Regions from separate parts of the Homo sapiens genome. Here regions 1 and 3 are each linked to region 2. Evidence: chromatin loops called from intact Hi-C (ENCODE). Cell type or tissue: heart left ventricle. All regions are shown on one strand.

Region 1 (8,000 bases), 110 kb before region 2:
TGTCCCATTTATTACTCAAAACAGTCTTTGAGTCAGCTATTATCGCCATGTTAGAGATTAATAAACTGGGGCTTTAGAAGTAAAAGCACCTGTCCAAAGTCCCTCAGCCAGTAAGAGGAGGAACCAGAATGTGGAGCTGGGTTTTCGGACTCAGAGGTCTAAGAAAGTACCATAGCCTTTGTCAAGGGTCACAAATTCAGGTGCATCCAAAGGTCGGGTAGCTATGGAGTGGGCTGAGTATGGAGTGGGCAGGGTGAGGAGCTGCTGAGCGCATGCCTCATGTGCAGGGGCTGGCTCCCACACAGCTCCAGGCCATTGAACCCCCAAATTTGGATTTGTATATGGCATCTTCCATGTTTTCAAGGTTGGCAACTAATTCATATTGTTTTAAACACCATGTGGGCCATGCAGTGCTCATCTTTGGGCTAGTTTCAGGCATGGGCCATTGGTTCACAACCTTTGGTCTCTAAAATGTGCAGGGCTGTCCTAGGCAGCATGGGGGACCCTTGAGGGCAGAAAACATTTCAAGGGCCTGGCTTGGTTGGAGGTTCATCCAGAGCTTGACACAAAAGTACCAGAACCTGGGTCCTTTTCCACTTGGCCCTCTGAGTCCCCAGGCCCCTTGCATGAGAGCCCCCATGCCTAAAGAAAGCAACCTCAGTTCACCAGGCAGGACGCTGGCAGGGCTTTCTAGCAGCCTCCATGCCAGGGCACAAGGGAGCTGTGGAGAAGCTCTCATGGCTCTTAATTTTTCTGCCTTATCTAGTGCTAGGCTTAGGGCCGGTGCCCATAGGTCACTTCTGAAAGCTGGCTGAATTAGAGCATGACCACAAGGTGTCCTGGGACCCAACTCTGCCCCTCACAGATATGAGCACAGTGGCAGCTCTCAGGTTCATGCACCTCCTTAGAGCAGTGCCACCAGGATGCAATAATAACCACCATGCACTGCCTCTTGGTTCTCTTGACAGTTTTAAACCATCTGGCTGGATCTCGTGGCCTTCCCCCTCAGACTACCCATGTCTCCACGAAGGCGTCCTGGAGTCACTCCCCGAGCAGCGCGGCGGCGGCAGGGAGTTGGGTTGGGGTGGGCATTTGATGCGGGAGGTGGGTGGTGTGCTTGCTAGCTGGGCAAGAAAGCAGCAGTGGACCTGCCCCAAGGCCACACGTGCCTGGTCAGGCTGGCTTCTGATGTTCAGTCCCCTGGGCCGGGACAGATTTTTTTTAACGTCTTGAAACTTAAACTCTGTGCTTGTAGGATACTGTAACCTTTTTGTCTTTTTTTTTTTTTTTTTTTTTAAACCTCCACCTCCAGTGGCTGTGACTGGTCCCAGTGATTATACGTTATTGGTTGCTGTGGGTCTGGGCGGGCCTGGAGCCAGAAGGCGACTTATTTTTTCTCTCCTATGCCACCCCAGGTGGGGAGGGAGGGAGGTTTCAGACTCCAGTTTCTCCCTTGCCCTTTTATTCCCAAGCCTCCTTGGCCCCAGTATAAGTGTTGGGAACTCTCTGCCAGCTTCCTGAGTTCTGCCTAAAGATGGCCCCCCAGCACTGGTTGGGGACAAGGGCCAAATTGGTGACCACCAGTCATGCCTAGGACCTGGGGCCCAAAAGCCGGGCAACCTCTGGCTACAGGGGCCATTGGGTGCCCTCCCAGTTGAGAGGGGCCGCTGTTTCGCCTTGTCCGTCAGTGCCAGTGCCTGTGCCAGAGGTGGCGAGGTGAGTCCTCCAGAGCTTCCTGGCCGGGCCCTCCTCCTGCCTGTTCTGGCTCCTCTGCTCCCACGCTAGCTGTCCCTTTTCTGATTCTGGTGGATCCTCCCTCCCCTAATTAAAGTCTCTTTTTGCCCCTTTGGGGCTGCATGAGGTCTATGCTGTGTGTGTGTGTGAAAGGAGGGGAGGTGGGGCTTCTTTTCCCTGAGACCAGATGGCTGGTAATTGTGCCTGGAGCTCCCCACTGGGTGCAGTCTCATGATTGGTCCTGCCATTATTCCTGCCAGGGGTCCCAACCCAGAGACTCCATTCATTGCAGTCCAGGCACCATTAATTTCTGAAACTGCTCTGTCTGCCTATACAGAGCTTTGGTGCTTTTCACATAAGGAACTTACTTGGGCTAAAAAGTAACCTCAGAGAAACAGTGCTCCCATTTGGTGGATAAGGAAACTGAGGTTCCAAACATGAGATGTAATAGCTTGCCCCAAATCTAGCCAGTGAGCAAGAGAGTAGACTTTTGCCTGTGCCAAAACAGTAATCACCATCCACAAGTGGCTATTTAAATTTTAATTATTACAATTAAATAAAGTTTAAAATCCAGTTCCCCAGTCCCACTGGCAACTTAACAGCTACCAGTGACTGTACCATATATAACAGCATATATAGACATACAGCATATACAACACATACATAGAGATTCCCATCATTGCAGAAAGTTCCATTGGATAGTACTAGACCTTAGTAACACCTTGAAGTAAAAAGACAAAAGACCCTTGTGTTTGAGTCCTGATTCTTCTTGCCAGATTTGGCTAAGTTACTTCTATTTTGTGTCTCAGTTTCTTAGTCTATGAAGTGGAGATAATGAATATAAACAATCTGATACGGTCGCTGCTACACAGGTACTGACTGAACTATATTTTTTCCACCAGCCCAGTGGCTGGGCTGTTGAATAATTTCCAGTGTTCATGATGTTTATCCTTGCCTTGAGGCTTGGAGGTCCAGGAAAAGGGCTGGGTGTGTAAAAGGTTCACTGAAGTGTTTCATATTTAATATTGGAAGTCTGGGGGCCAAGGGGTAAATATAGGAGTGGGTGTCAGGGTAAGCTTCAAGAAGGGTGAACCTTTGAGCTGAGCTTTCAAAAGGGATTCCTCCAGATGGCCAGAGGGGTTTCTTCTGATGGGGTGGACAAGGTGATGTTAAAGGGAGGAGGGGGTAAGGGCAACTTGGAACAGCTATTGCCCCCCTCCTCCCCCCCCCTTTTTTTTTTTCATTTTTGAGACAGGGTCTCGCTTTGTTACCCAGGCTGGAGTGCAGTGGCGCAAGCATGGCTCACTGCAGCCTCAGCTTCCCCAGGCTCAAGTGATTCTCCCACCTCAGCTTCCTGAGTAGCTGGGACCACAGGCCTGTGCCACCACGCCCAGCTAATTTTTTTGTTTTTGGTTTTTGTTTTTTTTTAGGTCTCACTATGTTGCCTCGGCTGCCTTGGGTGATCCCCCCGCCTCAGCCTCCCAAAGTGCTATCATCTCCTTTATGACATTACCTCTGTGACCTACCTCGCCACCCCTCTGAATTAGGTGTTCCCTCCTCCAGGGCACATGGCTATGTTCTAGCTTTGCAGTGAATGTTAAAGGTGCTCACAGTGAAACTGGGTGACTAATAGGATATAGCAGCTGGTCACTCAACAACCCTCACAGGACAGCATTGCCTGGGTGAGCCAGCCACAAACCTCATTTGTCATGTATCTCTCTCCCAGGGTCCAAATTCCCTAAATCACCTTTCCTGGGGGGCATGCTTTTCGGGAAGTCCAGCCATCAGCTAAAGGGGAGTTGGGGTCAGCTGGACAGGAAGGTGGGGGATCCACCTTCACTCTTAAGAGCACATCTACCCAGTGACTGACAAAGCTGGGCTCTTACCAGGACACTCTTCGACTCTGCCTGCGGGGGCACTGCTAGAGTTTGCCTCTCAAACTGTCCCTGTGTGGTCCTTCTGTGACTGGCAGGCAACCTGAGTGATAACAGGTGTTTAAGAGACAGGCTTTGGAGTCAGACCTGGGTTCCAGTGCTGCCTCTGCTCTGTGATTTGAGGCAAATTGTTTAACATCTTGGAGCCTTACCTCCCCTGTGACTTTTGAGGATAATATTTTGCCAGTGCTTCCAAAAAGGTTGCTTACAGTCTTAGCCTGGGGGCCAGGCATAACTGTTGTGAACTATTACATTTCTTTCGCAGTTGACTCAAATGATTGTTTTTCCATTTCCAGTTTCTGGGGAGGGTGTGCTCTGCACCTTCTTGTTACCCCCATATGCTGCCCTCGCTAAGGACCTTACCCTAGGCCCATCTGCCAGGCCCAGCAGGTCTGATCTGGCCTCACCAGGCTCCAGCCACCCTGGCTGTCTTGTAGTTCGCACAGAGGTTCTTACCCTTCTCAGGGCTGTTGCTGGGACTGTCCCTTCCCTGAAGTGCAGTTCCTCCCCTTTCCCTGGTGACTCCTGACTCCTGGCATTTACACCTTCAGCTTAAATGCGCCACTTTATCTAAAATGCGCCCCCTTCCTGGTTTCACCTCTGCTTGTTCATTGCCCTTATTATACCTGTAAACTATTCTCTTCCTTTGTTACTTGCTTTTTATTCCCCTCACACTGGGCTTTTAGTAAGCTCCATGAGGTCAGGGGCCATTTGTTAGCGCCTATAAATACTGTGGAATCACTCAAACCCTAGGGCCGGTGGCACCAGGAAGTACTGGATAAGGAACCGCAACACTAACTAACTGGGGCTCAGTGCTCTCTTCCGCCTTCAGTGCCCTGCTCATCAAGGGTCTGGGTGAGGCCCCAGGTCATAAGGAAGCCCTCGCTCGACTGCCCCGGGGCCCATCGCAGCCCCCAACCAGCCCCGAGCGGTCTGATGGTGCCCAGGGAATGGTTTCCAAGGCAATAGCAAACGGGGCGGGGCTTGGAACGGAGGACAAGGCTCGAGCCTAGGCAGGAACTTCCCGGGAGAGGAGGCGGCGACGCGGAGGGGCGCGGGATCAGGGGCCCTGGGAGGGCGAGCGCGGCGAGGGGCGCATGCAGGGCCCCGACGCGCCACTGCTCCTGAGCGCGAGGGAGCTGGGGCCCGGGCGCCGGGGCTCGGCCTCCTGGTACCGCCAGGAGGGCGGCGCGGTGTGCAACTGGCTGCGGAAGCCGCAGCCGCTCGAGCCACGCACCAGTTTCCCCTCGGCGCGCCGCTCCGAGTTCCGTCCACCCAGGAGGCTGCCATGGGCCGGCCCTGCCTCCGCCCAGTCCGAGGAGGGTCACGCAGGCGGCAGATGCCAGGCGGGCAGCCCCGCCCCTGCGCGCCGCCTCAGCGGCGCCTTCAAGACGCTGGTCCCAGGCACCCACGCCCAGGGCGCCTCGGATACCCACCCCCTCGGCCCCCCGCACACCCCGGTCCTCGACCCCTCTCCGCAGGATGGTGAGGCCCGTGCGGCCCGCTCGCTCTGGCCTACAGCGGCTGCGAGGACGACAAGACGCTGGGGTGGAGGGACTGGGGGTCGGGAGAAGAGCGGCTGAGGGTGGGCATCTGGATGAAGGCAGGAGGAAGAAAAGAGGCGTGGCTATGGGCGGCCAGAAAAGATCCTAGGCCGAGACCCTAGGCCCAGCCTCAGTGTACCCCGCCCCTATTCCGCATCTTTCTGCAGGTTTCCCGGTCCTCTGGCGAGGATCCTCCAAGGCGTCTCACATGAACCGGCTCAGAAACGCCAAAATCTACGTGGAGAGAGCTGTCAAGGTCAGAGGAGGGGCAGGGGCGCTTAGAAAGGGCCCTGGGAGCGGCTCAGCCTGTCTCCCTGCGCTGTTTTCTTATATCCTTAAAAAACAAAAGCAAAAGAAAAAACAATAGCAAAAATCCTCAACCACCACACCCATCTTCAACTACCTCCCCGTTTACCCCTTCAGCACCAAACTTCTGGGCTCCCTCCACTCTGGTTCCCTGCGATGTCCCACTCTAATCAAGGTGCCTGGTGAGTTCCAGGGAGCCAAACCCAGCAGTGCCTTTCGGTCTTGATCTCGGTTGGGCACCCTGTATCTTTCGACACCGCTGCCCCACACACCCTTCCTCTTGGCTGTCTGACTGCACGCTCCTAGTTTTCCTTTCTCCCTCTTTGGCTGCTGCTTTTCAGCGGCCTTTAAAGGTTCCTCAGCCATTAGTGGCCCCCTGGCCCCTTCCCCAGGTCTGTCTCCTTTGGCTGTGTCCTTGGCTGAGTCCAGTCAGTGTGCTGCACCCTCTCCGTGCCCCTTCCAGCCCAGCCTCGAACTCCACATCCCGTAGATCTAGCCCCTACCTGTCATCTACACCCAGAAAACTTAACAAGCATTTCAAATTCATGTCCCAAACCAGACTTTGATCTTCCTGCCCAAACCTGTCGTCCTCCCCAGTCTCCAGTCTTTCCCATCTCTCAGTTCCTCACGCCAGAAATCTCATCTTTCTGTTTCTTCACCCACAGGTCTAATTCCATCAGCAAAACCACTTGTCATCTCCACCTCCAAAACGATTCTCAACTCTAGCACCTTCTCCCGTCTGTGTTGTAACCACCTTCATTTTAGTAATTGTGATTTCTCTCCTAGGCAAACTATGACAGCCTCCTAGCTGGTCTACCTCCATCCTGTCCCCTCATCTTTTTGTAATACAGCAGCAAGCCAAGCTTAGAAAGATTCCCTCAGTTAGCCTTTTTTGCTCATGACACTCTTAGTATGAAATCCAAGTCCGTTCCAAGGCCTGCAGGGCCTTCCACAGTCTGGCCACTGCCTACCTCCTCTGGGGCTTTCCCCATCATTTTCCATGTTCCACTCACTCTGGTCTCCCTTCAGTTCCTTCTGACCTCTCTCCAGCCTCAAGGCCTTTGCACATGCATTCCCCTCTGCCTGAACCGCCATTTCCCAGCTCTGTACATTCATGGCTTCCTTTCAACCTTCCCTGACCATGTATTTCTAAGTAGTTTCTCTGGATCCCATTAAGTATGCAGTTTCTGGAGCCAAACTGCCAGGATGTAAATCCCTGCTCTTTTGCTTAACCACTATGGGGCCTCAGGCACCCTGCTTAATTTCTCTATGCCTCTGTTTCATAGCCCGTAAAATGGAGATAACAGTATCTAATAAAAATGCATAGTATTGGCCAGACGCGGTGGCTTACACCTGTAATCCCAGCATTTTGGGAGGCCAAGTCAGGAGGATCACTTGAGGCCAGGAGTTGGAGACCAGCCTGGCCAACACAGTGAAGCCCAGTCTCTACCAAAAAATATAAAAATTATTTGGGCACCAGATGAGGTGGCTGACGCCTGTAATTTCAGCACTTTGGGAGGCCAAGGCGGGCCTTGGCCTGAGGCCAGGAGTTCAAGACCAGCGTGGCCAATATGGTGAAACCCTGTCTCTACTAAAAATACAAAAATTAGCCGGGCGCAGTGGCACACGCCTGTACTCCCAGCTACTGGGGAGGCTGAGGCAGGAGAATCGCTCGAACCCGGGAGGTGGAGGTTGCAGTGAGCCAAGATTGTGCCACTCCAGCCTGGGCAACAGAGCAAGACTCCGTCTCAAAAAAAAAAAATTATCTGGGCGTGGTGGCATACACCTGTAATCCCAGGTACTCAAGGAGACTGAGGCAAGAGAATCGCTTGAACCCAGGAGGAAGAGGGTGCAGTGAGCCGAGATTGTGCCACTACACTTCAGCCTGGGCAACAGAGTGAGACCCTGTCTCAAACAAAACAAAATAAAAACACACAGTATTGTTAGTAATGCATGTAAGTGCTCAGCATGTAGTAGGTCCTCAATAAATATTAGCCATTGCTATTATCATTATTACCATGCATATTTATTTCTCTACTTATTTATAGTCTGTTTATTTCTCCTAATGGAATATAAAAATTTCCTGATGGCAGAGTCCATAACTGTCTGGTTCACCTTTATATCCCCTATGTCTGGCACTTATGCAATACTTATTGAAGAAGTATCCTTCTCTCACATTGCAGCAGAAGAAGATCTTTACAATCCAAGGCTGCTACCCGGTGATCCGGTGTCTCTTGCGCCGGAGGGGCTGGGTGGAGAAGAAGATGGTCCATCGCTCAGGCCCCACCCTGCTGCCACCCCAGAAGGATCTGGATAGCTCAGCGATGGGTGACAGTGACACCACTGAGGATGGTGAGTGGTTCCTTCCCTTTCCACAGCTGTTGCTCCTGAGTCCTTTTCCTTTGGTTCCCACTGTCCCAGAGTTGAGGCCTTATGGGCTATGGGTCAGGGAGAGGAAACTCATCAGCTCTGGGCTCTGCAT
Region 2 (8,000 bases):
GCCCAGCCCTGAATTCATCACCCAAAGCCCAACTCCTATCAACACCCCCACCCCGCCCCAAACAGGGTCTCTCACATCCTGGAATGTAAGCATGGATACCCAAGCCCAGCAGCTGATTCTTCACTTCTCCTCAAGAATGCATGCCACCTTCAGTGCTGCCTGGAGCCTCCCAGGCTTGGGGCAGGACACTTTGGTGCCCCCCGTGTACACTGTCAGCCAGGTATGGCCTCGCCCCCACTAGGTCCTATTGCTCAGAGCACAGCCCTCAATTTCCTTGTGACCTCATTGAGATAGACCCTGGGAAGGCAGAAACAAACAAATCCCTGACTTTTACCATCTGGTTTACTTTATTTACGTGATCAGCCTCTGTTCAGCTAACTTGCTGACAGTAGGTTCCTCAAGGGAGCATTTTCTTTTTTTTCTTTTTTTCTTTTTTTTTTTTGAGACAGAGTCTCGCTCTGTCACCCAGGCTGGAGTGCAGTGGCGCGATCTCGGCTCACTGCAAGCTAAGGGAGTATTTTCTAATCCTTTCAGTTTCTGAATTTACAGGAATAACAGAGGCAAGGGACTGGCCCTCCCACATTCAGGTGTCCTGTAGCCCAGGGGTCCCAATCCGTGAGCCGCAGACCAGTAACTGTCTGTGGTTTGTGAGAAACGAGGCCACACAGCAGGAGGTAAGTGGAGGGTGAGCAAGCATTACTGCCTGAGCTCTGCCTCCTGTCAGTCCAGTGGCTGCATTAGATTCTTATAGGAGCGCAAACCCTATTGTGAACGGTGCATGCGAGGGATCTTGGTTGTGAGCTACTTATGAGAATCTAATGCCTGATGATCTAAGGTGGTTTCATCCTGAAACCATTCCCCCAAACCCCAACCCCTTCAACCTCTGTGTAAAAATTTTCTTCCATGAAACCAGTCCCTGGTGCCAAAAAGGTCGGGGACCACTGCTCTAGCCTAACAGAACAACATTTAATACTGATGCCTTCCCTTGAACCCAGCTGTCCGCTACCACTACTCTCCTGCCTCCACGAGGCACCTGTGCAGAAGTTATCTATCCTAGGAGGCAGAGCCCATGCAGCTGACAGGCTCTGCACAATCCTGTAAACTATTGACAAATTTCACCTGTTACGTAACTAGGAGCACTTTATCAGACTATCTTCCATGTATCTGATATAAAAACCACAGTCAAGTACACCCTCAATACCACAGCACCACGCTGACTAAGCATGACTAGCTCTTTCAAACAGTTATTTCTTAAATGCTCACTTGCAGCTTATATGTTTGTTTTGCATTGTATGAGGGCTCCCAAGCAGACAGGTGATAGCAACACAGTATGAAAGACCAAGTCACGCTTAAGATGGCCACATGCAGTGTCTCACACTTGTAGTCCCAGCTGAGGTGGGAGAACCGTGTGAGCTCAGGAGTCCAAGGCTGCAATGAGCTATGATCATGCCACAGCACTCCAGCCTGGGTGACAGCATAAGACTCTGACTCTAAAAAAAATGTTTTTAATTAAAATTCTGTCCAATTTAGTATGCTTTGTGCCCACCCTGTAGCAGGCTCTGGGAGATACAAGAAAAGTATATAACACAGTTAAGGAGTTCATAGACTAATAATAGCTGTTACCAATAAATGAATATACATTGTAGTTTATTTAAAAAGACATTCATGTGCATATACCCATTTGATGCTCTCAATAACCCAGTAAAATAAAGATTATTATCCCCCATATAAAAATGAAGAAAGTAGGCCAGGCGCAGTGGCTCACGCCTGTAATTCCAGCATTTTGGGAGGCTGAGGAGGGCAGATCACCTGAGGTCAGGAGTTTGAGACCAGCCTCACCAACATGGCAAAACCCGTCTCTACTAAAAATACAAAAATTAGCTGGGCATGGTGGCGTGCACCTGTAATCCTAGCTACTTGGGAGGCTGGGGCAGGAGAATAGCTTGAACCCAGGAGGTGGAGGTTGCAGTGAGCCAAGATTGCACCAGTGCACTCCAGCCTGCACGACGGAGCAAGACTCTGTCTCAAAAAATAAATAAATAAATAAATAAATAAATAAACAAACATAAAAAAATTAAAATAAAAATGAGGGAAGTGAGCCTTAGGAAAGAGAGGTAACCTACCTCCATGCAAGGACCACAAAGCTAGGGACTACAAAGGCAACAGTTAAGCCTGGACCCAGGTCTCCTGACCTTAAAACTTACATTCTTTTCAATGATATGTTTTGATACCTCTTCAGCTGTGCAGGAGAGTAAAGTGAGACAGCCTTCCTGGTTTGTGAGCTGCTAGAGGACACAGACAATGTCCGCACCCGCCTTCTTTCCTCAGGGCTTGGCACAGAGGACACACTCAGAGTCTGTCTGTTGACAAATACCTGACTGCAGCAGGAGCTGAGCTCTGGGAAAGATCAGTGGGAGCCGGAGTGACTGGGGAAGCCTTCTTGTCAGAGGTGGCACTTGGCCTAAGCCTCGTAGGATTGGGGGTGTGGTGGGGAGGAACAGCAGGGGCAAAGACTCAAGGCCAGACAGGGCCAGATTCACCTCCCTGGGGACAGCCTTTCTGCTCTTTGTTTCTACAGGCCCGGGGCTCAAGCCCAGTGTCACTAGACCTCATCATTCCCTTCCTGAGGCCAGGGTGCTGTGTCCTGGTAAGGAAACCTACCCTCACTCTACATACAGAGCCTTGGCATCTGCTCCCCTAGTGGCACCCACCCCTGGAAAATCCATTCTGCAAAAATGTTTGGTTTGGCCAGCACAGTGTTTTAAATTGAAATTGCTTACCACCATTTACATATATAAACAAAGCTGGATTTCTGGCCTCTGTTGAAAAATCAGAAAAACCTAGTGCCGTGTGTCCACATTCTGGCATGGTGACAATGGCCTGGAGCTCAGTGCCATCTGATTGTTTCAGTCAGGGCCTGTGCTCTCCAGGTCCTCACAGCAGCCCTGGTCAACTTTGAGTTTACTTTTTGAGTTTGGCCCCTGTCACACTTGAGTTTGCCACCATTGACCTGTTCTGTGCCAGGCTAGCAGCTGGAGCAGACACAAACCCACCTGGGAAGAATTCCCTAGCCAGTGGGGACTCCCCTCTCCCCCAGCTCCATGCTTCACTCAGCTCCCCGGGAGGAGAAGATGCCTGGCTCATAGGGGTGGGGGGCTCTGTGCCCTCAGGTGTGGCGGTCAGATGTCCAGTTTGCCTGGAAGCACCTCTTGTGTCCGGATGGTGAGTTCTTGGGGAGGGGGAGGTAAGAGGGAGGCTGGGCACTGAGGAACTGGGCTTGGCCTCATCCTGCTTGACTCAGTCTCTTACAGACACCTGGGGCTCTTGATCCTGGCACTGCTGGCCCTCCTCACCCTACTGGGTGTTGTTCTGGCCCTCACCTGCCGGCGCCCACAGTCAGGTAAGCTCACCTGGGGTAACCTGGGAAGTCAGACCTGCCCAGCTCGGAGACTAGCTGCCCCCTCACCCTCCCCTGTCTGAGCTCTCAGCACTGCACCCAATCTCTGTTACCCAGGCAGGGAGCCTCAGGCCCCCAAGTGAGCAGGAATGGTTAAGGCAAGGCAAAGGGCCCTCTGAGCATATTGTCACTGTACTGAGTCTCTGTACAAAAGGCTAGTGGGGCAGAAATCCAGCCTGCGCTGTACTCGCCCAGCCTGGAGCCCTGACCCTCTCTTCAGAAGGGGTGCCTTTATCTAATTAGCCCATAAGCACCCTATAGGCTAGGGCTGTTTTCGGTACCAACCCCCAGAGCAAATAAGGGGCGGGGGCGGGGGCGGAGAGGCGAGCACCCTACGGTATCCCGAGAGGGTGGGGAGAAGAGGGCTGAGCAGTCCCTCAGCCGCCCAGCCTTCATCTGTTGCTTCCCGCCACCAGGCCCGGGCCCAGCGCGGCCAGTGCTCCTCCTGCACGCGGCGGACTCGGAGGCGCAGCGGCGCCTGGTGGGAGCGCTGGCTGAACTGCTACGGGCAGCGCTGGGCGGCGGGCGCGACGTGATCGTGGACCTGTGGGAGGGGAGGCACGTGGCGCGCGTGGGCCCGCTGCCGTGGCTCTGGGCGGCGCGGACGCGCGTAGCGCGGGAGCAGGGCACTGTGCTGCTGCTGTGGAGCGGCGCCGACCTTCGCCCGGTCAGCGGCCCCGACCCCCGCGCCGCGCCCCTGCTCGCCCTGCTCCACGCTGCCCCGCGCCCGCTGCTGCTGCTCGCTTACTTCAGTCGCCTCTGCGCCAAGGGCGACATCCCCCCGCCGCTGCGCGCCCTGCCGCGCTACCGCCTGCTGCGCGACCTGCCGCGTCTGCTGCGGGCGCTGGACGCGCGGCCTTTCGCAGAGGCCACCAGCTGGGGCCGCCTTGGGGCGCGGCAGCGCAGGCAGAGCCGCCTAGAGCTGTGCAGCCGGCTCGAACGAGAGGCCGCCCGACTTGCAGACCTAGGTTGAGCAGAGCTCCACCGCAGTCCCGGGTGTCTGCGGCCGCAACGCAACGGACACTGGCTGGAACCCCGGAATGAGCCTTCGACCCTGAAATCCTTGGGGTGCCTCGAGGACGACTGGCCGAAAAGCCGCATTCCCTGCCTCACAGGCCGGAAGTCCCAGCCCAGTCCCCGCGCGCGTCCCTCTTCCTCCTCATACTTTCCCTTGACTGAGAGCTCCTCTAACCCCTGTTCTGATGGGGGAGGGCGGTCTTCCCACTTCCTCTCCAGAACTCCAGAAAGAGCAGTGTGCTTATGCTTCAGTCCAGGCTGGAGAGGTTGGGGCCGGGGTAGGGAGGCAGGAGCCATGTCAGTTCTGAAGGAGGGTGAGGCGGTGGGGGATTGCAGGGGGCGGCTGAGAGAAAACCTCCTTGGGGGCCAGGGATTCCCTTTCCCACTCTGAGGCTCTGGCCAGAGGGAGAGAGGACTCTGGACCTAGGAAAAGAGGCTTTTGGCTCCAGGTGGTCAGGACAGTGGGGGTTGGGGGTGGGGTGGGTGGGTGCTGGCGGTGGGGACCAAGATCCGGAAAGATGAATAAAGACAAACATGACAAACTAAGAAAACACAGTGTGCTTCTCTAGTGTGGCTGGGGAGCCTGCCTGGTGGGGTATGTGTCAGTGTGCTGGCCCAAATCCTCTGTGTCCATACCGCATGGCATCCGTCACATTCTTACAAGCAATGCCTCCAAAAGCAAAGGAGGATGGGGCAATCTCCTTGATCCCCCCCAGTGATTCTTACAAGAGGAGAGGAAAACAGAGGCTTCGCCAGATGGTGTGTCCATCATCACACAGCCGGCCCACAGCAACAGCACAGATGGGACCCCTGTCTGCCAGGCTCTGGGGTCCTGGGTTCCTTCTACTCCCCATACCGCATTTGAGCCAGGCAGTGGTGAAAAGCCCACTTTCTGGTGCCTTTTGTCCGTGCTTTTAGAGCTCCTGTCCCACAAAGGGTTACCGAGGCCCAAAGAGTGTCTGAAGGGACCGAGTGTGCCTAGTAAGGGGAGACTTAGTGGGCCCAGGACTCCAGGGCTGTGTCCTCCTTAGGGCTCCGGGGGTGAGTAAGAGCTCCCTTACTCAGCCGTGATGCATTCGCTGTCTTCTTCAGGGGCCCCTCCCAGCCAGGTGTCAGCAGAGGGAGAGGAGAGCCAAAGAAGGAGGAGGTGCGGCCACCACCCTAGTCCAAGGCTGCTGGCTCCCAAGCCTGGTGTTGGTGGGAGGGACAGAGAGGGGCGGGAACAGCCAGCAGCCTGCCGGGAGCCAAAACGAAAGCACTCCGTGCTGGAAGTAGGAGGAGAGTCAGGACTCCCAGGACAGAGAGTGCACAAACTACCCAGCACAGCCCCCTCCGCCCCCTCTGGAGGCTGAAGAGGGATTCCAGCCCCTGCCACCCACAGACACGGGCTGACTGGGGTGTCTGCCCCCCTTGGGGGGGGGCAGCACAGGGCCTCAGGCCTGGGTGCCACCTGGCACCTAGAAGATGCCTGTGCCCTGGTTCTTGCTGTCCTTGGCACTGGGCCGAAGCCCAGTGGTCCTTTCTCTGGAGAGGCTTGTGGGGCCTCAGGACGCTACCCACTGCTCTCCGGTGAGTCTGGAACCCTGGGGAGACGAGGAAAGGCTCAGGGTTCAGTTTTTGGCTCAGCAAAGCCTTAGCCTGGCTCCTGTCACTGCTGCCACTGCCAGAACTGCCCTGTCTGGTCTGTCTGGTGCTGATGGTAGAAGAGAAGAACGGGGAAGGGGCAAGAGCTGGGTCTGTCTTTCTCTGGGAGGGTCTGGGAATACGGAGCCCCAGAAAAAGGTAGGTGGAGGTCTTAGGCAGAGAACAGTGCCTAGATGGTGGGGGCACAAATTCTGACTCTCCTTTCTTTCCTTCCCAGGGCCTCTCCTGCCGCCTCTGGGGTAAGTATCCCTACTTTTAAAAAGAATTTCCCAGGTTGGCCGAAGGGAGCAGAGCTGTCCCAGGCCCATGCCCTCCATGCCCACCTCAGCCTAGGACAGCCAAGTTCTTTGGCTCTCTGGGTATGTCAGGTGCCACCAAATTCTGGGCTTGGAACAGCTTCAGCTCCCACCCGCTCCTCCACACACAGACAGTGACATACTCTGCCTGCCTGGGGACATCGTGCCTGCTCCGGGCCCCGTGCTGGCGCCTACGCACCTGCAGACAGAGCTGGTGCTGAGGTGCCAGAAGGAGACCGACTGTGACCTCTGTCTGCGTGTGGCTGTCCACTTGGCCGTGCATGGTGAGCAAGTCATCCTGTGACAGTGCATGTGTACACGTGAGTGTGTCTGGGGTGGGCATGAGGGCCAGGGGATCTCTCAAGCAGTGCTAGGCATCCTCAGTGTTCTCCTGGAGGACACCAGCAGAAGGACCCCCAGGCCAGTGTGGTCTCCCCAGCCCCTGCTTCCCAGCACTGGGCTTTCCAGAAGGAAGCCAACGCCAAAGCCAGCCAGCCCAGAGCAGGGGGCCTCACCCAGGGCCTTGCTCTTGGGTCCTTCTAGGGCACTGGGAAGAGCCTGAAGATGAGGAAAAGTTTGGAGGAGCAGCTGACTCAGGGGTGGAGGAGCCTAGGAATGGTGAGGAGAACCTGGCTGGCCCAACTGCCCCATGCCAAGGCCTGGCCTGCCGCTCCTGGGCCTGACTGACCCCTGCCCTGTTGCCCACAGCCTCTCTCCAGGCCCAAGTCGTGCTCTCCTTCCAGGCCTACCCTACTGCCCGCTGCGTCCTGCTGGAGGTGCAAGTGCCTGCTGCCCTTGTGCAGTTTGGTCAGTCTGTGGTATGCAAAATAATAATAATCACCTTCTAAACCTAAAATCTATAAAACTTTTTCACATGCATTATCTCTTTGAGGATTACAAAAGAATTAAATTTATTGAAACCCTTCAGTACCAGGCATTACAGCCAGTGTTTTACAGGTATCAACTTATTTAATTCTCACAACAGCCATGTGAGGTGGGACTATTCTTTTGATTCTGATCAGCGCTGTGGGCAAGTCCCTTCAGCCTGTTATGCCTCAGCTTTTATGTCTGTAAAATGGGGATGAGAATAGTTCTACTTCATATGCTTGACTGCGAGAAATCACCAAGCGTTTTTCAGGGTGCTTCTACTATTTTCCCCTCCTACCAGCAGTGTATGGGAGTCCTAGTTGCTTCCCATCTTTGCCAACACTTGATGGTGTAATTTTATTTTATTTTTAAATTAAATATATTTGAATTTTAAATATATGGGACCCTCCATGAATTTGCATGTCATCCTCAGGCACGGGCCTTGCTAATCTTTTCTGTATTGTTCCAGTTGTAGTATATGTGGTGCCAAAACAAGCATAAGTGTTGTAATTGTCATAATTTTTCTGCATATGTAGTGGTTTGCCATTGTGGTTTTAATTTGTATCTTCCAATGACTGATGAAGTTGAGCACTTTTTTCACATGCTTATTGGCTATTTGTGTAACTTCCTTGTGAAATATCTCTTAAAGTTTTTTTGTTTTTGTTTTTGTTTTTGTTTTTGCCACATAAAAAAACAATAGTTCTGGCCGGGCACAGTGG
Region 3 (8,000 bases), 410 kb before region 2:
CCCCACTCTGACTTCTACCCCTTGCCTGTGTCACCCTGGGGTTCCCGCAGACTTCAGCCCACACAACTCTGCCTTCCTGACTCCAAACTCCCTGGTGCATCTCCCCCTGGCTCTGCCAAGATGGCAGCTGGCCAGGTGCGGTGGAATGGGAATGTTGCCAGGCTACCCCACCAGGGAACTAGCCTCCCTCCTCTCCACCCGGCGCTGACCCACTCCTAAGTCAGCTGGACCCACTACGTCCTCTGAAGTGGCTTCCTTCACTCCAGTTCTTCCCAAAAGGATGCGGCCTTGGCTGCCTGTGCCCCGGGCCTCCAGCCTCTGAAAGGTCAGTTCTATCCCCCGCACCAGGGCACAGGTTTGGTGGGTGTCCTTGGGGAACAAGGTGTGGCAAGGACACCTGGTGGCAGGCGTCCTTGGGGGAACAAGCTCTCCCCTCACCCAGTGCCCAGATAGCAACCCCCTCCCCACTGCCCCGCATCCTGGCTCCTTCATCCTCCTCTCCTTCCTCTGCATCCCATTCTTGCCCCCAACCCACATCTCCATTTACCTCTTCCCCGCTCCCGAGTCCTTTTTCCGCCTTTTCATCCATTTCCCCTCCCCCACCCCAAGCTCTCGGGCAGCCTCTCAGCTGGTCTCTCATCTCTCTCCACCTCTGCCCCGTCTCTCTCGATCTCTCCTCCTCGCGCTGTTTCTCTGTGCCTGTGCGTCCCCCTCGCTCCTTCTCCAATCATCTCTCATCTCCCTGTCTCTGCACCCCTCTTCTCCTCACCCCAGTGTCTTCTCCCATTCCCAGTCGCTTGCTGCGCCCCTCCCCTCACTCTCTCCTAACTCTGCTCTCCCCCTCCAACGCTGGGCTTGGTTTGCATCTTTGAGGAACTCCCTCCTACCCCAACTCCCTCCCACGGGGCTCCCGCATCCTCCCGCATTTAACTCGGACCCTCTGTCCCGCAGCGCCCCTACCCCAGGCCGACTGGACTGTCCGGGAAGGCGCCGGCGGGGAAGGGGAGCCCAGCGCTGGGACCAGAGCACTGCGGGGAGGCTTTGCCCGGGAGGAGTAAGTGGAGGAGTGAAGTCGGGACTTGGTAAGTTCCAGGTGGCAGGAACCCACTAGGTCCCAACATCTGATTCCGGCTAGGGTCCAGAGTGGGGAGACAGGCAGGGGACTTCTAGGGTCTTTCTTGGAAACCCTAACTCTCAGGTCCAAGTCCTGTGGAAATGAACACAAGGTTGGCAAACACATGGCGCTCAAGCGACCCTCTCCCCTCCGCCGAGGCCCGAGGCGGCTTCCCCTGGCATCCTGCAGGGCACCGCCCCTTCCCTGCAGGTCCAGGCCGCCAGGAGGGGGCGCTGGACGAAGCCGGTCTGCACCAGCAACTAGTGCTGAGGGAGCTGTCCAGGCCCCAGGGCAGGGAGGCTCCCCGGGAGAGATGGCTCTGCCGCCAGACCCACAGGGGAATGACGGGTGTTCAAAAAATACCAGGAGTCTCCCTCACCTGCTCCCTGCCAAGGGGAAGGGAGACGCCCCCACAGTGGGTGGAGGGGGGAGAAACTTCTCACCTGTCCCCCAACACACACACACACACACACGCTCACACGCGCACACACACGCACACACATTTCACCCACATACACATACACTCATGCCTCGGCTCCAAGCACTGCCCATAGGTGCAGACCCTGGGCATATCGCAAGGCGAGAGGTGGGCCAGGAGGAGGAAGAGGCTGGGACAGGGTAACAAGGCTTAGGAAGGGGGACAGGGGTACCCTGTTCAGAGATGACCTGCAAGTTCAAGTTATGCAGAAAAGTATCAAAGAGACAAGACAGTCTCTGCCCTTGGTAGACGCCTGGGGTATGGAGGGCATGAAAAGGGGCAGAAGGGGTAATGCATCCCCCAACTCCCCACCTCTGGGGTCCCCTCCACACCCCCAACCCTGACAACAGGGCCAAGAAGTCTGTGCTGTACAAAACAGGCCAGGGTCAAGGGTCCAGTCATTGGTGAGACATCCCAGCAGAGAGGAGGCCTGGGCAAAAGAGGCCAAGGTCAAGGGCTCAGTCATCAGTGAGATGTTCCAGCAGAGAGGAAGAGGAGGCCAGGCCAGCCCGGGCTGAGCAGCTTCTAAGCTCCAACTGCCGAGGCCACGTACCCCCTCCCGCTACCTCCAGAGCCTGAAAGTCTTTTCTGACTCTGGGCTGATCAGGGCCCCGGTCTGCAGCTGACAGCAGGGCCCTGTGCATCCCTCGGTGCAGCTCTCCCTCAGGGTGAGCTGGGAGCAGGCCGGAATGGAGCAGAGGAGGTCCCAGGGGAGACTGGTGGCACCTGGAGCTTTGTGGCAGATGTGGTGGAACCAACATCAGCCAAAAAAGAAAAAAAAAAAAAGTAGGAAAGAGTCCAGCCCACCCTGGAGCAGTATCTAGAATAAATTTCTTGAAGAGGCAGGGACCAGAAGAGGTGCGGATACAGCCAGGCGGCAGCCCTCCAGACTGAGGGGGCCTGGGGAGCTGGAACTACAGCTCCGCTCTCCCTGGGGATCTGCAGGGACCTCCAGGCCAGTCTAGAGAGGAGAGGAGAAGCCCAAGGGCCTACGCAGATGCAGGCTCCCTTAGGTCAAATTGAGGGAGGAGCAAGAATTAGACCCTCCCAAGGTTTGGAGGGCCTCTCCTCTCCCCCAGGCCACATCCAGGCTTTCCTCTCCTCAAAGCCTGGAGCTTGCAGGGTAGTCGGTGAGAAGTAAGTCTGAGATCAGGGTCTTCCCTCAGAGCTTGAATGGAGTGACGAGAGGGCAGAAGGCAGGACAAGCTGAGGTCAGGCCAATTACTGGGCTGTGATCCTGGCCTTTCAGGGTCCCTGTGAGTGAGCCACGGGGCAGGGAAGGACTCCCCATCCAGAGACATCACCCCCGGGCCGCAACACGGAGCTTACTGTAGAGCCCACAAAATCTAAGAGAGAGAGAGAGAGAGAGAAGGAGAGAGAATTAGAGAAAGTCAGAGGCTGCCTGGGCATTCAGGCTTTCCTTGCACATTCCCCAGGGCACAAGTGGGCAGAGGGGCCGGGCGCGGTGGCTGACGCCTGTAATCCCAGCACTTTGGGAGGCTGAGGCGGGTGGATCACTTGAGGTCAGGAGTTCAAGACCAGCCTGATCAACATGGCACAACCCTGTCTTTACCAAAAATACAAAAAATTAGCCGGGCATGGTGGTGCATGCCTGTAATTCCAGCTACTTGGGAGGCTGAGGCAGGAGAATCGCTTGAACCCAGGAGGCAGAGATTGCAGTGAGCCAAAATTGCACCACTGCACTCCAGCCTAGGCAAAAAGTGTGAAACTCCATCTCAAAAAAAAAAAAAAGGTCAGAGGGGCAGAGGGGCAGACTGCACAAGCGCTGAAATCCTAGCCTCACCTGACCAGCAGGATGGCCTTGAGCAAGCCATTTAACCTCTCTGAGCCCCGATTTTCTCATCTGCAAAATAAGGATCATAGCCTACCTCACAGGGTAATTCCGAAGGGTCAAAAAGAGACAAATAATGACAGCCAAGGACTTGGCAGTGTTTGGTCATAGAATATGCTGGAAATGGAAGCAATTTATTTATCTATTTTTTCTTTGGTTCCAGAGGTCTTCTTTAAATATATATATATATTTCTTTCTTTTTAATAGAAACTGGGTTTTGTTACATCGCCCAGACTGGTCTTGAACGTGTGGGCTCAAGCGATCCTCCTGCCTCAGCCTGTAGCTGGGACCACAGGTGCGCGCCATGGCTTTTGGCTCGGAGGTCTTTGGGTTAAAACTGAAGTGGGAGGCTCACTCATCTTGAACTCCCAGTGAGGGACGGAGACTCCCTGGACACTGAAGGGAGGAAAACTGGGGCTCCTTTACATTGATTTTTAACACTGAGTTGTTAGGGGGCTTTGGGAAGGGAGGAGAAGGACACCGAGGGGGCCCACTTCACATCAGTCACATCCCCACACCCCTTCTTGAGAAAGGCCAGATCTCAGTCTGTCTTGCACTTCTGAAAGCTGCCGCCAGAGGGCAGGCCTTGACTTCACACCAAAACCACAGTAATCCCGGGGTCTGAGGGACTGCATCAGGTATTTAGAACCTGCCTCTGAGTACAGGTTAGCAGATCAGCATCCCAGGAGAGCTCCCAAAGCCGTGCAGGAAATCTCTGGCTTCACCAGGTTGAGACAGGGGGGAAGAGCTTGGACTTTGGACTTGGACCTGGGTTCAGATTCTGCCTTCACCACTTAAGTGACTTTGGGCAAATTACTGGAGCTCTGGAGTTCTCTGAACCTGGCCTTTTTTCTTTATTGTATTTTAATGCTACTTGATATATATGAAAGTTTATATGCAATACACTAATTATAAAGCATACAATGTGCCAGGTAAGGTGGCTCACACCTGTAATCTCAGCACTTTGGGAGGCCAAGGCGGAAGGATTGCTTGAAGCCAGGAGTTCAAGACCAGCCTGGGCAACATGGGGAAACCTCGTCTCTACAAAAAATACAAAAATTAGTCAGGCGTGGTGGCGCATGCCTGTAGTCCCAGCCACTCAGGAGGCTGAGGCAGGAGAATCGCTTAAGCCCAGGAGTTTGAGGCTGCAGTGAGCTATGATTGCACCACTGCACTCCAGCCTGAGCAGCAGAGTGAGGCCCCCTCCCCCAATCTCTTAAAAAAATACAATAATCAACACTGGTGAGCTCACCATTCAATAACTATAACTCAGCCGGGTGTGCTGGCTCATGCCTGTAATCCCAACACTTTGGGAAGCTGAGGCAGGCAGATCACTTGAGGCCAGGAGTTTGAGACCAGCCTGGCCAACATGGTGAAACCCCATCTCTACTAAGAATACAACAGTTAGCTGGGTGTGGTGGCAACATGCCTGTAATCCCAGGTACTCAAGAGCAAGAGGCTGAGGCACGAGGATTACTTGAACCCAGGAGCTGGAGGCTGCAGTGAGCCGAGACCGTGCCACTGCACTCCACCCTGGGCAACTGAGCAAGACACTGTCTCAAGGAAAAAAAAAAAAAAGGACTCTAACGCTACCCATAATTTGCATATACCTCCACGCTCCAGCTCATATACTTGACTTCCTCCCCTTCCATCATAACCACAGATGACCATCATCCTACCTTTCATATTTATTATTTCTTTGCTTTTTAAAAAAATATACTGCCACAGCTGGGCACGGTGGCTCACACCTGTAATCCCAGCACTTTGGGAGGCCAAGGCAGGCGGATCACGAGGTCAGAAGATCGAGACCATCCTGGCTAACACGGTGAAACCCCATCTCCACTAAAAATACAAAAACTTAGCCGGGCGTGGTGGCGGGTGCCTGTAGTCCTAGCTACTCAGGAGGCTGAGGCAGTAGAATGGTGTGAACCCGGGAGGTGGAGCTTGCAGTGAGTGGAGATCGCGCCACTGCACTCCAGCCTGGGTGACTGAGTGAGACTCCATCTCAAAAAAAAAAAAATACTGCCACAAATACATGTGTGTTTAAACAATACATTGCTTAGTTTTGCTTACTTTCGAGCTCAATAAATATATCACTCTGTCATCTTCTGGAACTTGTTTTTTTTTTTCCCCCTCTCTCAACATTATATTACTGAGATACATCCACTGTGGTACATATAACTGAAGTGTGACATTTTCACAGCTGTGAGCTGCTCTGTGATGTGAACATGTCACGTGTATTTATCCGGCCTCCTGTCCATGGCCATTGGGCTGTTTATAGCTGTTTGCTACAGTGAAGCTGCAGCCACCAGCGCCCTTGAACGCTTCTCATGGGTTTGTACCCGAGGTGGGTTTGCTGGGTCACAGGCAAATGATCAGATCTGAGGCAGAACATCAAATCATTTAAAAGGTGGTTGTACTGTCAGGCAGGTTTCTTTTTTTCTTTTCTTTTCTTTCTTTTTTTTTTTTGAGATAGGCTCTCACTCTGTAGTCCAGGCTGGAGTGCAGTGGCACAATCACAGCTCACTGCAGCCTCAACCTTCTCAGGCTCAGGTGATCCTCCCACCTCAGCCTCCTGAGTAGCTGGGACCACAGGCACTTGCCACCACATCCAGCTAGTTTTTGTTTTTTTTTGTTTTTTTGTTTTTTTGTTTTTGAGACAGAGTCTCGCTGTCTCCCAGGCTGGAGTGCAGTGGCGCAATCTCAGCTCACTGCAAGCTCCACCTCCCGGGTTCATGCCATTCTCCTGCCTCAGCCTCCCAAGTCCGGCTAATTTTTTTGTATTTTTAGTAGAGACAGGGTTTCACCGTGTTAGCCAGGATGGTCTGGATCTTCTGACCTCAGGATCCACCCGCCTCGGCCTCCCAAAGTGCTGGGATTACAGGCGTGAGCCACCGTGCCCAGCCCAGTTTTTGTATTTTTTTAGGGAGGGGATTTCACCATGTTGACCAGGCTACTCTTGAACTCCTGGGCTCAAGCGATCTACCTGCCTTGGCTTCCCAAAGTGCTGGGATTATAGGCGTGAGCCACCACGCCCAGCCAGGGTTTCCAATTCATGCAACCCTCTTACTCCTTTTATTTGAAATTATCCTGCCTCCCAGGACCAGGCCTGGCTCCCGCCGCTGCCCCCCAGCCCACAGCACACTCGCCTTTGTTCTCCGGCTTGAGCTCCTCCTGCAGCAGGTCTGTTTGCCGGTTGCCCAGCACGAAGGCGAGGAAGGAGAGGATGAGGGCGTTGAGGATGCCGATGATGGCCAGGATGTATGCCCAGCGCACTGAACAGTCCCCCAGGGAGTACTTCCCCGTCTTGGCCCCACACATGTCCCGGATGGTCTCGGCATCCCAGCCATCAGGAAAGATCATGCAGCCCAGGACGAGGCACAGAGCTGAGGGGCAGAGCACCGGGCCCACCACCACGGTCAGGAAGGAAGAGAAAAGACCATTACTCGCTAGTGTCCGCAGTCTGGGCCCCACCCTATTGAGGGCACATCAACCCAACCACGTGCTTGTTACCCACTTCCACAGAGGGAGAAAGAGAGGGCAGGGGCAGGGAAAAGAGAGAGAGAAAGAGGTCTACGATGGGTAGCAGAAACTTTCTGGAACCCGCAATGCCCTCTCCCTTCCCCATGAGATCAACTCCTCCTCCAGGAAGCATTCTGGGAATATGAGAACATAGCCACCCACAGCCACCTCCTTCAACTTCCTCTAGCATCGGGACCAACTCCCTCTCCCATCTCTCCCATCCTCATTATTATTATTATTGTTGTCGTTGTTGTTGTTTGAGACGGAGTCTCGCTCTGTTGCCCAGGGTGGAGTGCAATGGCGTGATCTCGGCTCACTGTAACCTCCACCTCCCGGGCTCAAGCAATTCTCCTGCCTCAGCCTCCTGAGTAGCTGAGACTACAGGTGCCTCCCACCATGTCCGGCTCATTTTTGTATTTTTAGTAGAGATGAGGTTTCACCATGTTGGCCAGGCTGGTCTCGAACTCCTAACCTCAAGTGATCTGCCCACCTCAGCCTCCCAAAGTGTTGGGATTATAGGAGTGAGCCACCACACCCGCCCTCATTGTTATTTTTTAAATTCTTGTCCTTCACCCATCAAATGTTTATTGGGCACCATTTTCCTTTTATTCACGATGCTAGAATATACTTTCATTCATGCAGTTGAGCACTTTGCTAAGAGCACAGACTATGGAGTGCCAATGATAGGACTTAGCCTAGTTCTTCCCCTAACTTGGCTGTATGACCTTGGCAGATGCCGCTGAACCTGAACAGGCCTGTTTCAGTCAATACCATTGTACTTACCTCAAGGGCGATTAGGAGGATTAAATGAAGTAATGCGTGCAAAACACTTAGCACGGTGCCAGGCACTCAGGTAGCATTTATCCAGGGCCTACCATATGCCAGGCACTAGACCAGGCCTGCGGGGTGGGGAGACTTGGATTTTAGCTGCATGGAGCTTGCAATGTAGTGTGGAGAGAGGTACGTAATAGCAAAGCGATTAAGAAGGCTGGGTCTCAAATCCTGGCTCAGCTATTTTCTAGATATGCCACACT

What was found. Hi-C counts contacts between places; a loop is a spot of excess contacts. Peaks named below come from ENCODE experiments on the same cell type or tissue, not always from the same donor. Only the 100,000 strongest peaks of a DNase experiment are listed, where the experiment ranks them.
Region 1: it touches region 2 in a loop (2.2-fold over the local background); 2 of 110 quality-filtered maps call a loop at or near these places.
Region 3: it touches region 2 in a loop (5-fold over the local background); 3 of 110 quality-filtered maps call a loop at or near these places.

The regions. Positions count from the first base shown.
Region 1 is chr3:9,805,242-9,813,241 of GRCh38, forward strand. ARPC4-TTLL3 (ARPC4-TTLL3 readthrough) reads left to right here. Exons shown (of 12, transcript NM_001198793.1): 5 at 7,702-7,870. ARPC4 (actin related protein 2/3 complex subunit 4) reads left to right here. Exons shown (of 6, transcript NM_005718.5): 6 at 969-1,860. The coding sequence ends at 974. TTLL3 (tubulin tyrosine ligase like 3) reads left to right here and starts at 5,021. Exons shown (of 14, transcript NM_001387446.1): 1 at 5,021-5,153; 2 at 5,380-5,468; 3 at 7,702-7,870. The coding sequence starts at 5,421. RefSeq lists an enhancer at 4,093-4,242 and a silencer at 4,723-5,202. In heart left ventricle, no CTCF peak of the experiment used is centred here; DNase peaks (open chromatin) are centred at 1,094, 1,683, 4,660 and 4,960; H3K4me3 peaks cover 2,029 bases; H3K27ac peaks cover 2,193 bases.
Region 2 is chr3:9,911,378-9,919,377 of GRCh38, forward strand. IL17RE (interleukin 17 receptor E) reads left to right here. Exons shown (of 16, transcript NM_153480.2): 12 at 66-220; 13 at 2,579-2,647; 14 at 3,171-3,222; 15 at 3,302-3,400; 16 at 3,874-5,020. The coding sequence ends at 4,430. IL17RC (interleukin 17 receptor C) reads left to right here and starts at 5,721. Exons shown (of 19, transcript NM_153460.4): 1 at 5,721-6,043; 2 at 6,336-6,357; 3 at 6,546-6,698; 4 at 6,958-7,032; 5 at 7,123-7,232. The coding sequence starts at 5,939. It also overlaps the pseudogene RNU6-882P. RefSeq lists silencers at 3,894-3,973, 4,084-4,143, 4,324-4,403 and enhancers at 4,974-5,513, 5,443-5,632. In heart left ventricle, a CTCF peak has its summit at 3,936; DNase peaks (open chromatin) are centred at 3,984, 4,484, 5,684, 6,610 and 1 weaker place; H3K4me3 peaks cover 3,882 bases; H3K27ac peaks cover 2,822 bases.
Region 3 is chr3:9,499,374-9,507,373 of GRCh38, forward strand. LHFPL4 (LHFPL tetraspan subfamily member 4) reads right to left here. Exons shown (of 4, transcript NM_198560.3): 3 at 6,594-6,830; 4 at 1-2,938. The coding sequence ends at 2,838. Among named protein-coding and RNA genes, the nearest start is that of LHFPL4, 50 kb to the right of the region's middle. RefSeq lists an enhancer at 1,953-2,678 and a silencer at 3,872-4,166. In heart left ventricle, CTCF peaks have their summits at 1,336 (motif pointing right), 4,018 (motif pointing right) and 4,219; DNase peaks (open chromatin) are centred at 1,348 and 4,008; H3K4me3 peaks cover 310 bases; H3K27me3 peaks cover 2,932 bases.